Regions from separate parts of the Mus musculus genome. Here region 2 is linked to region 1. Evidence: chromatin contacts called from ENCODE Hi-C or POLR2A ChIA-PET data. All regions are on one chromosome and are shown on one strand. Each heading gives the region's core, a stretch centred on a gene start or an enhancer-like site at or near the end of the contact. The rest is flanking DNA. Distances are from core to core; before and after follow the strand shown.

The links. Hi-C counts contacts between places; a loop is a spot of excess contacts on that map. ChIA-PET counts read pairs that join two places held with the same protein, here RNA polymerase II (POLR2A).
Region 2: a map of CH12.LX shows a loop between it and region 1 (2.2-fold over the local background). The contact joins the promoter of Crybg2 here to the promoter of Lin28a in region 1. A Hi-C loop is called at or near these places in 1 of 37 maps with a recorded cell type or tissue (CH12.LX). POLR2A ChIA-PET finds 5 or more read pairs at or near these places in 4 of 5 experiments (Patski and embryonic stem cell).

What each region holds. Positions count from the first base shown.
Region 1 is chr4:134,017,396-134,023,446 of GRCm38, reverse strand. It overlaps Lin28a (lin-28 homolog A (C. elegans)), which reads left to right and starts at 4,631. Exons shown (of 4, transcript NM_145833.1): 1 at 4,631-4,736; 2 at 5,198-5,394. The coding sequence starts at 4,706.
Region 2 is chr4:134,066,098-134,072,234 of GRCm38, reverse strand. Crybg2 (crystallin beta-gamma domain containing 2) reads right to left here and starts at 3,783. Exons shown (of 20, transcript NM_001162970.1): 1 at 3,699-3,783.

The DNA of each region.
Region 1 (6,051 bases), core at 3,382-5,881:
TCACTATGGGACTTTCTCTGAAAGTATGGGGCCACGTATCAAAGGTTCTAAGAAGCTGGCATCTTTTCCTGTTTTGTTTTGTTCTTTGGAAACACAGTTCTCATGTAAACGAGGCTGTCCTTGAACTCCAAACCCTTCTGCCTATCTCAGGTAATGAGATTATAGGTATGCACTACCACTCCCAGGTGGTGGGACAGATATCTTGAGGGACACATTGGGGGAACAGTTTTCTCTAGGGGACACTATCATTCATCTTTGCAGATGGCTGGGGCTTTGCATGCAGAGCTTTTCTGGTAATGGAATTTAAAAACATAGCAGAGGAAGATTAGATTAGAATTAGGAATGCAGGGTGTGGTGGCGCACGCCTTTAATCCCAGCACTGGGAAAGCAGAGGCAAGCAGATTTCTGAGTTCGAGGCCAGCCTGATCTACAAAGTGAGTTCCAGGACAACCAGGGCTATACAAAGAAACCATGTCTTGAAAAACCACAAAAACAAAAACAAAACAAAACAAAACAAAAAAGGATTAGGAGTATTTCGATAATGCACGCTATTTTAATTCAAACCTATTGAGGCTGAGTATGGTGGCTCATACCTGTAATCCTAGCCCCCAGGATGGTGAGGCAGGAGGATTGACATGAGTTTGAGGCCAGCTTGGGTTACTGAATGAGTTTTAGTCCAGCATAGGCTAAAGAGAGTGATCTGATCTTAAAAAGCCAGTCAACTTACTAACAACAACAAAAAGTAATAACCCATTTTGGAGACTCTTGTTGGTTCATTTCTGCAGCCCAGTCACTTGGCTTTAGTAGAAAGAAATTTGGAAAAAAACAAAACGAGAATTTTTTTTTTTTTCAAGACAGGGTTTCTTTTTTTTTCTTTTTCTTTTTTTTTTTTTTTTTTTGTTGGTTTTTTCGAGACAGGGTTTCTCTGTACAGCCCTGGCTGTCCTGGGCTCTCACTGTAAACCAGGCTGGCCTCCAACTCAGAAACCCTCCTGCCTCTGCCTCCCAAGAGCTGGGATTAATGGCATGCACCACCACTGCCCAGCTAAAACGTGAAAGTTTAAATTGTACTTTCTAGCATTACAAATGTATCACATCATAGCTGTAACATTCCTGTGATATAAGATAATATTGTAACTGCTTTATAAGAAATACATAGTTGTGAGCGTGGTCTATCAGAGTTAGGATTTTAAATTTTGTTTATTTATTTTACATGTATGGGTGTTTTGCCTACATGCACATGTGTGCCTTTACACACATTAATTAATACAAATTAATACAAATTTAAGGTGCTAGCAGATGTGAGAAGAGGCTGTTGGATGCCCCGGGACTGGAGTTTCAGATGGTTGTGAATCACCATGTGGTTGCTAAAAATTGAACTCCAGTTCTCTGCAAGAACTGCCAGTTCTCTTATCTGCTGAGCCATCTCTCCAGTGCCCACACCCAGTTTTATGAGGTCCGGTGTATTAAGCCCAGGCCTTGGCTCAAGAGGTCTTGTGTGTGCTCAGTATACACTCTACCCAACCGAGCTGCATCCCCATTCCATTGAATAGCAATGCCTGTTGTGGTTAAAAGCTCCATGCCAGGCAGTATTCTGAAAAGGTCTCCATGGACCACCTAGTCCCCATCCTTCCTTCTCACAAGAGCTCTGAGCACTAAGTATTCTCATGGTCTCCATGGACAGGGGAGGACCCTGAGTCACATAATGCTTCATGGTGCTGCCCCCAATCACAGAGCTGTAAGAAACACAGGCAATGTGGCTGAATCTTTCTCTTATGAAAGTGCAAAGTTGGTGCGCATGCTAAATCTCAGCACTCGAGAGATGGAGGCAGAGAATTAGGACTTCGTAGTTATTCTTGGCTATATAGCCAATCTGAAGTCAGCCTAGGCTACATGGGGCCCTGCTTCAAAACTCCAACAAAAAAAAGTACTCTTCAATAATGGAACTAATTTTAAATTATTAGTATATACATTACTTTCTCTTCTACTCTGGTCTTCTTGTATTCAAAGATATTATCTTTCTTCACGACCAAAACTTGTTTTCCCCCCCTGAAACTGGGCCTGCAATGCCTTAAATGTTCTGGTAGAATCATTTACTCCAAGAAATGTCTTCCTTAGTATTCAAGAAATATTCAGAGCTAGAGAGATGGCTGAGTGGTTAAGAACACTGACTGTTGTCCGAGGATTTAAGTTTGGTTCCCAGAACCCCAATTTGATGGCTTACAACCTTACAACACTTCAGTTACAGGGGATCCAGCTTCTGGGGGCAGCTGTACACATATGACATACAAAACCACATACAAATTAATACAAATTTAATTTAATTTAAAAAAAAAGAGAAAGATTAAGGCAAGCAATGTAATAGGCACCTGTAATTTCAGTTCCAAGGAGGCAGAGGCAGAAGACTACAGTGCGATTAAGGCCAGCATGTGCCATGAAGCAACGCCTTGTCTTAATCAAAAGCAATAATAAAATGTCTATTTGTCTCATGTGTGTCAGGAGACTTCGGAGGAGAATCAGGCTTTTTTTTTTTTTTTTTTTTTTTTTAAGAACTTGGACCTAAGAACGCAGGAAAGATGCAAAGCAGGAAAGTATTGATGTTTCAGCACCAGGGACAGAGCTACGGGCGCTCTCAGCACCCTGGACAGAGCAAGTGATCATGCCTGCATGCCTGCGGGGGAAACCCAACCTTGTTGGAGGCTGACCAAGAGAAGCCTGGACGTTCACCTCGTCTTTCTTCTTCCCTTCAGAAGACCTCAACCACCAACGTATGAACCTCAAGAGCAACTGTATAAGGAACAGATATTGTTAACGGGAGCGGGTTGTATAAATAAAATGACTTTGGTTGATACACTCGGACAACTCCAAAAAGATCTAACAGTCCCTAGCTGGGAATAGGACACTCTTAATGATACTTAAAAATTACAGCTTAGTAGCACAAGGCTTGCCATAGTCTTTTTCATCCCTCAAAGTCCTATCTCATACTTTTTATGCGCATGCAAACATTCGTAGAAAAGAGAACAACAGTATTCCTCACAGTCATCTCCTATTCCATCGTCCATTTCTCTACACCATCATCTTTTTTCTGTCTTAGATACGCACTTGCTTATGAGCGTGCATGTATGTATGTATGCACAACTGCAGCGTGTGAACCACAAGAGATTCTACACACTTGTGGAGAAGACTGAATTCAGGATAAGCTGATGCCCCTGAAAGCAGGCTCTGTCCCTTTAAATGGGTTGTAGCTGTGGGGGAGGGGAACTGACCGGAGCTGGCATTGTCCAGTTTGAACTGAGCACCGGAAGTGAAGGGGCAGGGCCAGGGCCGTGCACTGAGCCCCGGGCCATTGTCCATCTCTGACCAGGGCAGTGGCCACCCCTCTGGTCCACCCTCTTTATCTTCTAGTAGGGAGTTTACCTCTTTAAATGAGAAGCCTCTCTCTATCCAGTCTTTTCACCAGTCATACTACCCGAAGGGTAGCTCAATTTAGGATGGTGACTGAGAACAGGAGGGTCTGGGAATTAGAGTGTCCCGGGTCTTGGAGGAAGTGCCTCCACCCACCAATCTATTCTCTTCCACCAACGGATGGGACAGGACGGGACGCGGCAGGCAGGGGCCCGATGAGAACACAGCTACCACAGAGGGCATTCTTCGAGGTTTCCACATGCTCTCTCAGGGAGCTGTACCTGGAAGCAACTTTAGGTGTAGGCTTAGGAGGGAGCGAAGGACTCTTTGCACAGAATCAACTAGGAGCTTGTTTCTCACTGGGACAAACCCAGAGAAACTGTTGTTGAAATTTGGAGATTGAGGCATCCAGTAGCACCCAGAGACAGGCCGAGTTTGAGAGGCAGCACCTAGGTTAAGACAGATCAGCTCGGTGGGGTCTCCAGCCGCTTCCTTGCACCCCTATCCCGGCTTCCTAATGTCCAGAACTCCAGGTCTATCTAAGCACACGGAGGTGGGGGGTGAGAGCAGGTCAGCGCCAAGCAGCCGGGTCAGCTCTGAGGCCTGAGGGGAAAGAGGGGGAGGGGCGCTGAGGGGCTGGGGGAGGGGGAGGGCTCATCCATTTCTCCCTTGACAGGTGGTTTGTGTTTCTGATTGGACAGCGCCACCAGGCTCACACCTCCCTCCCCCAACTCTCTGGAATGTATAATTATCTGCCCGGGGGGTGGGGGTGGTGTGTGTGTGTGTGTGTGTGTGTGTGTGTGTGTGTGTGTGTGTGTGTGTGTGTGGTCACGTGGTTATAAAACTACCCCCCCCCCGTTCCCCCCCACCTGTGTCCGCTTTGGATGCCCGCATTGAGTCCTCAAAGTGCAGGATCCCAAATTCTGGGGTACTGAAGACTTCCAGTGCAAAAGATCCCCATCTCCAGATGTGTGTATGTGGAGGGGGTGTCAAATCTCAAGGTTCTGGGAAGGGACACCCCAGAGGTGTCAGAGACCAGAGCAGTGGGGGAGGGCCGAAGCCAGAGCCAGAGGGAAAGGGAGGGGTAAGGAGAGAGGGGAGGGGAGGGGGCTGCCCGCGGGGGGTTGGGTCATTGTCTTTTAGAATTTGGGAGCCTTTGAAAAGCCGTGGGCCCTCCCACCGCTATTGTGCGGGGGAAGATGTAGCAGCCTCTTCTCCGAACCACCCCTTTGCCTCCGGACTTCTCTGGGGCCAGCAGCCGCCCGACCTGGGGCCCGGGGCCACGGGCTCAGCAGACGACCATGGGCTCGGTGTCCAACCAGCAGTTTGCAGGTTCGAGCTTGCGATTCAGCGGGCACACCTTAGGGTGCAGGGAGCCCAATGTCTAAATAGAAGGGAGGTGGGAAAGTGTCCCACGGACTTGTCCGCGGGACCCCCAAGTCCCTATGGCCTCCTGCTTCTGGGGGCCATCTCTGGACTAGGGAACCCTGGTGTTCCAGTGGCTTGTACACCGAGCCCGTGGGGGCGGAGGGAGAGAAGAGGAGGGGCCTGTCCCTCCGCGTGTGCACGGGCAACTTGTTGTGGGAAGACAAGCAAAACTTTTGGGGCGTCAGCATCCTCTGTGTAAGCTTGGGGAGGCAGCCAGGACAGGTTTCTTCTTACCAGCTGCTTGGTAGCTGCCTCCTCCTGGGTGTCTATCCGCGGGCTGACCACCGAGATCTCCCAGACGGGTCCCTGAGAGGGCCTGCGATCCCTTGGCCCCCAGCTGATCACCTGGCCCTCCCTATCTCCAGGTGGCTGCGCCAAGGCAGCGGAGAAGGCGCCAGAGGAGGCGCCGCCTGACGCGGCCCGAGCGGCAGACGAGCCGCAGCTGCTGCACGGGGCCGGCATCTGTAAGTGGTTCAACGTGCGCATGGGGTTCGGCTTCCTGTCTATGACCGCCCGCGCTGGGGTCGCGCTCGACCCCCCGGTGGACGTCTTTGTGCACCAGGTGAGACTCATTCTGGAACTTTGCTAGGGGAAAAAAAAGAAAAAGGCTGGGAGTTCCGAGGTACGGCCTTGGCTGGTGGCCCCTCCTGTCGGATTGGAGGAGATAAATACCCCTCATTGTGCGTCCCCATATTTTTCGGGACACCCCAGTTTTGAGTTTGTAGTAACTGCAGTTGTGCGAGGAGGCACTGCTGACTACCAGCACCCCCTCCCCGCCCCCTTCCGGGAACCCCTCCGGCTTACCACGTGTCTATTACCTCTTTCCCCTGGGAAGGGAGCAGGGGGCAGGGAGGTGACCCCATGTGGCAGAAACTAAGGTTGTATTGTGCTTGCCGGTGGGGGAGGGCCAGCAGGCCGACCAGGGAAGCACATGCAGGGCCTGAGCCGGGCGTTAGCGCCCTGAGTTCTAAAGGTCTGAGTCTAATTCATAGGGAGGAGAGAGTGTGAGCCATTTGCTACCCAACCTACGGGCGTGAACCTGCGACGTCAGGTTCTTCCCGTTTCAATGCAGACCTCAAGTCAGGTGGCCACCCAAAGCCAGGTCCTGTAGCCAGTGTAGGTTTGGCAGGTCCCGGAAGGATCAACGTGTGAGCTGAAAAGCTCCCCTAGAGGTCTGGCTACAGATCAGGGCTGGCAGGCACCTCTAGCTGTCCACCCG
Region 2 (6,137 bases), core at 2,534-5,033, 50 kb before region 1:
GGGCTCACCTTACCACTTCCAAATGATGCCCATTGTCCAGGTCTCCAAAGGGTGTAGGCTAAGGCCTGACACCAAAAGGAGAGAGAAGAGAGGATGGGTCGCGGTCTCATTGGCTTCTAGACTGGGTCTCTATGCAGGGGACCAAAGGCTAAGAAACAGGAAACAGAATCCTTCTGAACTGCGTTCTGTCTCTGTTCCACCAAGGTTTCTTAGATTTCTTTTCTTTTGGTTTTGTTTTGTTTGTTTTTGTTTTTTCAAGAACAGGGTTTCTCTGTGTAGTCCTGGCTGTCCTGGCACTTGATTTGTAGACCAGGTTAGCCTCTGTTTCCCCAGTGCTGGAATTAAAGGCATGCACCACCATCTCCTGGGTCCTTCAAAGTGTTTGCTTTGTTTGTTTGTTTGTTTGTTTGTTTGTTTGTTTGAGACAGGGTTTCTCTGTGTAGCCCTGGCTGTCCTGGAACTCACTTTATAGACCAGGCTGGCTTCGAACTCAGAGATCCACCTGCCTCTGCCTTCCAAGGTTTCTTAAAAGAGAAGCTGAGAAAAAATGTTTGGCCTCAAGCAGTGACAGTGTCCGGTCTCTGACATCTAGACATCTATCGATCACTAGCAGATGACCTTGGGCAGGTCACTTCTTCAACTGCAGGCTCCTGGTGGGTTGAGTTCACACTTCAAGGGGTTTTACAGGAGAGAGAGAGAGAGAGAGAGAGAGCAAACTGGCTTTGCAAACTAAAATGCTGGCTCATGAACTTCCCAGTGTCCCCTTAGGGGTCTGTGGCTATATGTTAGCAAGTGTGCACTTGAGTCACATGGGAAGTAGGCAGGAGACAGGGCACCACTGTGGGTCTCAGAGGACCCTACACATACCCTCAGCCTTACAATGTACTACGCCTCAGATTTCTTTCCCCTGAAACCATCCCCCCCTGCCCCATAGGTGGAGAAGTTGTGGGGGGGTGCAGAGGTGCTGGGATTAGAGACACGTGCCACTCCATCGTGCCACTTGTGTGTGTGTGTGTGTGTGTGTGTTTGACTGGATGCCTGCTGTCCACCTCATGCATTCAGGAGCCCACAGAAGTCAGAAGGAGGTTTCAGATCTCTTGGGATGAAAGTTATGAGCAGTTTTAAGGCAACACATGAATGCTAGAAACTGAACCCCAGTCCTCTCCAAAAGCAGAAAGTGTTCTTAACGCTTGAGCCAGCTCTCTGGCGCCTTGGATCTTATTTCTTTGCAGTGCTGGAGATCAAACCCAGGACTTGGTGTGTGCTAGGCAGACACTCTGACTGAGTCTCCTTCTCAGCCCTCTTGTTTGTGCCCTTCCCTCATCCGAGTCTCTATTAGCTTCTTCCCTAAACGGGGACAGTGAACCACACCTGCCAAAGTGGAAATCTGGGTTTGGGAATTTCTGTCTTGGTAGCTACAGCAGCAGCCGTGTGTTGAGGGCACCCTCTTGGAGCACCTGGCTAAATGCTTTCCGCTTTCATTGTTCTACTGATCCAGGGAGTGCAGACTTCATGATGAGCTAAGAGCTAAGTGTGAGCTGGAGAAACGGCTCAGTAGTTAAGAATGAAATGCTGGGGCTGGTGAGATGGCTCAGTGGGTAAGAAGAGTACCCGACTGCTCTTCCGAAGGTCCTAAGTTCAAATCCCAGCAACCACATGGTGGCTCACAACCATCCATAATGAAATCTGACTCCCTCTTCTGGTGTGTCTGAAGACAGCTACAGTGTACTTACATATAATAAATAAATAAATAAGAATGAAATGCTGGTCTTACAGAAGATTCTAATTCAGTCCACAGCCATCATGTTGGGCTGCTTACAACTACCTGTAACTCCAGCTTTGGGAAACCCAGTGCCTCCTGCCCCAGAACACCTGTGTTCACATGCACATAACCATTTATACAGATACACACATACACACACATAACCATATATACAGATACACACATACACACACATCAAATGATAAATCTTTAGTAAATTATAAACAAACACGCCTATTTTGCCAATGAGATTTATAAGGTTCAGATGGATGCAAAATATTTTTCAGTCATACCTTAGCTGTGGAGACTTGTACCCCAAACCTCAGAGCTTAGCCACATTCCAAACTCCCCATATAAATGTTTATATAGGTTTACATATTTATCTGGTAAACCGAGTCTGTGTTTTGATGGCTACTCTATAAATTTTTTTTAATATTTACTTGTTTGCTTTTATACTTTCAGGGAGAGTCTCATTTTGTAGTCCTGGCTGTCCTGGAGCTCACTATGTAGACCAGGCTGACTTCGAACTCACAAGAGATCTCTACCTGAATCTGCCTCCCAAGTACTGAGATTAAAGGCTTGCACCACCACGCCTGCCCCTCTTTTTGATGTTCTGAGATAGCATTTTGCTATGTAACTCTGGCTGGCCTGATAGCATTTATGTAGCCCACTGTGGGCTCCAACTCAAAACAAGTCTTCGTTCTCACCTTCCCAAGCAGAGGGCTGGGATTATATGCATATACTAGCATGGCTGACTGGGGTTCCCCCCAGGGTTTGCTCATTTGTTTGAGACAGGGCCTCATGTGGACCAGTGCGGCTTTGAACTCTCTGTTCCCAAAGAGGGTCTTGAACTTGTTTTTTTTTCTTAAGTTACATTTGGTGAGTGTGTGTGCCTGTATGTGTGTGCACATTCCTGCATGTGTGCATGTGTGTGCACATGTATGTGGATACTCGTGTGTGTGTGTGTGTGTCCCACGATGCACGTGAGGACAGCTTGTGGGTTGTCCCCTTCCACCATGTGGGTTGAGAAGACTGAGTAGTCAGGTTTGACTGCAGACAACCTTTGTCCACTCCCTAGCCGTGACCTTGAACTCTGATTCTCTAGCCTCTACTTCCTCTGAATGGTCAGATGATAGGCATGCCCAACCCTTCCTTTTCCCAGCTCTGGAATGTAACCTAGGGCTTCAGAGGTGCTAGGCAAACCCTCTACCAACTGGGGGACCTCTCAGCCCTGGGGTTCACTTCAGACCTTAAGGAGCAATCCTTGCTTATATCTCCAAGTATGACATAGCAAGGCTGTTTTCAGACCTAGGGACCCCAAAGACCCTGCTCACCTAGCCCCCAACAGCTATACCCAGAGTGAGACATAGGCCCACTGCCCTAATTCTCTCCCCACTCCCTACCTCCCTCCTTCCTAAGAAACTGGAAGAAACAGAACTTTGACCTGCCCTGTGGCCCAGCAGTGACTCAGGTTTTATAAGGGGGCATAGATGAAAGGGCCTGAGGCCCACAGATGTCTGACTCAACTCCAGGACCACTGCTGGTTGTTACCAGTGTCTGGGATAGAGTTTGTGGGGCCTCTGACAGCCTGTGAATAAGGATGGGGAGTCCTGGATGACCCCCAAGACTTCCTTAGCCAGGGTCAGTTGAGAGCAGACACACATGGACACCCTAGGCTCAAACTCAGCTCCTTACAACAGCCCGACCCTGCCACCCTCACTGAAGCTGTGTTCTCTCCCCTGGGATCCCCCACTTTGTCCCTTACTCAGCACCACATAAGTAGCCTCCTCCTCACAGAGTCCCCTGTCTTCATCCCCCCAGATCGCTCGTCATTGGCGGCAAGCGACAAAGCTTGAGCTCTAACCGATTTGTTCACTCATTCATTCATTCAGTGCTAATTATTTGGGGCCAAGTGCCAAGTCCTGGCCAGACTCACCCAAGGCTAGCTTTCTTAAGAAGCTGATATCCCAGGAGTCAGATGTTTGGAAGGTCCCATGGGCTTCAGCAAGGCCACAGGGAAACAGCTTGGGGGAAACTGAAGGAAGGCAGTCCGCACAGGGTTGTATTGATGACGTCCCAGCAATCAGCTCCATGCCATTCTAGGCCCAGCCCAACCCAGGGACAACACCCCCTGATGGCCATTCATTCCTTAAGCATGTGGTCATAGCTTCTGCTTGAATACTTCTAGGGACAGGGAGGTCACCTCCTGACAGTTCACATGTCCCATCCCTAGACAGTCAAGATGGCTAAGATGTTTTTCATGTGTGTTGGAATGTGCCTGCCTATAGCTCCCCACTTTTGCCTTTGTCTGGAGACACACCCCAGTAACCTAGCTACCACCCCTGCAAACACAAGGGCCTGTTCCAAGAGCCCTCTCTTCTCCACGTCTACAAGTGGATTTGCTAGCAAGGTGACCTGTGACCTCTAAGCAAGGTGTGTGGGTATGGGAAGGGAGAGGCTGAGGGGGGTGTGGGGGGAGCGTGGGAAAAAAATCTCAGCTAACCCAACAAGTCCTGGGATTCTCCCCGCTTACCTGTGAGTCACCCCCAAACTAGGCCAAACCAGTCCACAGGCCCACATGCTGCCAAACACATGGCGCATCAGACAGGCATTCACAGAGTCGAAGACCCACCACATCACACAGCACAGAAATACAGAGATACCCGCCTAGACAAACGCAGCCAGGAACACACAGCAACACACACACATGGTCACACACCAAGAGACACAAACACACAGGGGCTCTGTAGGCGTGCAAGCCACACGCTCCACTACAGAACACACAGGCACCACAGCACATGTATGCACGTATCTCCGGAACACACCCATTCAGCTCACAGCCAACAAACAAGCTCTCTCTGCTTTGCAATCCATCTGCCCTTGAATAGGAACCTGTACTTGGTGCACGCAGAGCTCACACATTCCCGCGTGCTACCCGGCTGTACTCTGCCCTTTTCCCCACATTAGTCAAACCTGCTTAAAGAACCCTCCAGCAGAGAGTGGGTCCAGAAGGACAGTGTCCCTGAGAGTCACCTCCTTCCTCTCTAGGGACCTCCTACATTCCAACTCCAGGCTGTATTCACCTAGACCCCAATCAACCAGAACCCCATGTCCCCCACCTCACCCTCCTGCCTGTTTCCCATCTGCTTCTAAAACCAGCTCACTTTCCACCCCCTCGTCCTTGTACAGACTGCCTTCCTATGCTGGGGTACCCTGGCAGCTCTCAGGGCCAGTTTGGATCACCCGTGTCCTCCTCCCTAGGCACAGAACTGGCACACCAACCCCTACCTGGACCTCCTTGCTTTGGCTTTGTTAAGGGTGCTTTTAGATCCATAGTATGTTCCACACAGCAACCACAAGTTACCCTGTGCTCTGCACAGGGCCAAAGAGACCTCTTTGCAAGGTGTGCAGCCTTAGGGGGTTTGGGGAGGTGGCTAGGGTGTAGACAGACCTGGGTTTGAATTCTGACTGGCTGGTTGGCTTTGGGCAAGTGACTTACTCTTGCGGAGCCTCAGTCTCCTGCTCTCGTTAGCTGGGGTTGATGGGAAGGTTAGCTCCTAGTCTGTGGATTAAAGAAGACTACACTTACACTTGAAAAACAAAGCACAGATGACTGGCGCCTCTGCCATCAGCAGCAGCTTCTCAGAGGCCCCTCTGGTGGCCTAGGACTCGCCTAGAGAGGCCTCAATTTCATTCCTCCTTACTGAGTTATGAAGAAGCCATGCCTCCCCGCTCCGAGCCTACCAAGATGCTTTAGGGGACTCACTTCAACACAAATAAAACTCTTCTAAGCTTGGGAGTCTCGGCGCCTCTTTTCGTGGCTGCCCGCAGAGCCTGGTGGGATAATTACCATTGCCAATGGCGTGTACTTAATAAGCATCCCTGTTATTTTGCCAGCCCAGCTCAATGGAGTTCAAAGCATGTTCCAGTAGCCACCCCCTTCTTCCTCATCTCTGACTACCATACCCATTCAGCAAAGCAAGACTCAGAAAAGTTAAGCAACCTGTGCCAGGGCGCCCAGCACCTTGGCAAGGTTCCTATTCCCAGGCTGGGTCCGCAATCTCTTGCAAAGAACCCAGGATTAACAAGAGTACCTGAAAGGAAGGTTACCCTGGCTAGCCTATCCTCTCCATGATGAGATTTCCCTTCCAGGGGTGGGGGGACAGGGAAGGAAGGCAGAGGTGGTTTTCAGCCTACGGGTGGAGAGAGAGAGAGAGAGAGAGAGAGAGAGAGAGAGAGAGAGAGAGAGAGAGAGAGAGAGAGAGAGAGAGAGAGAGAGAGAGAGAGAGAGAGAGAGAATATGAGAGAATATGAGAGAATATGAGAGAATATGAGAGAATATGAGAGAATGAGAGAATGAGGGAGTGGACACTGA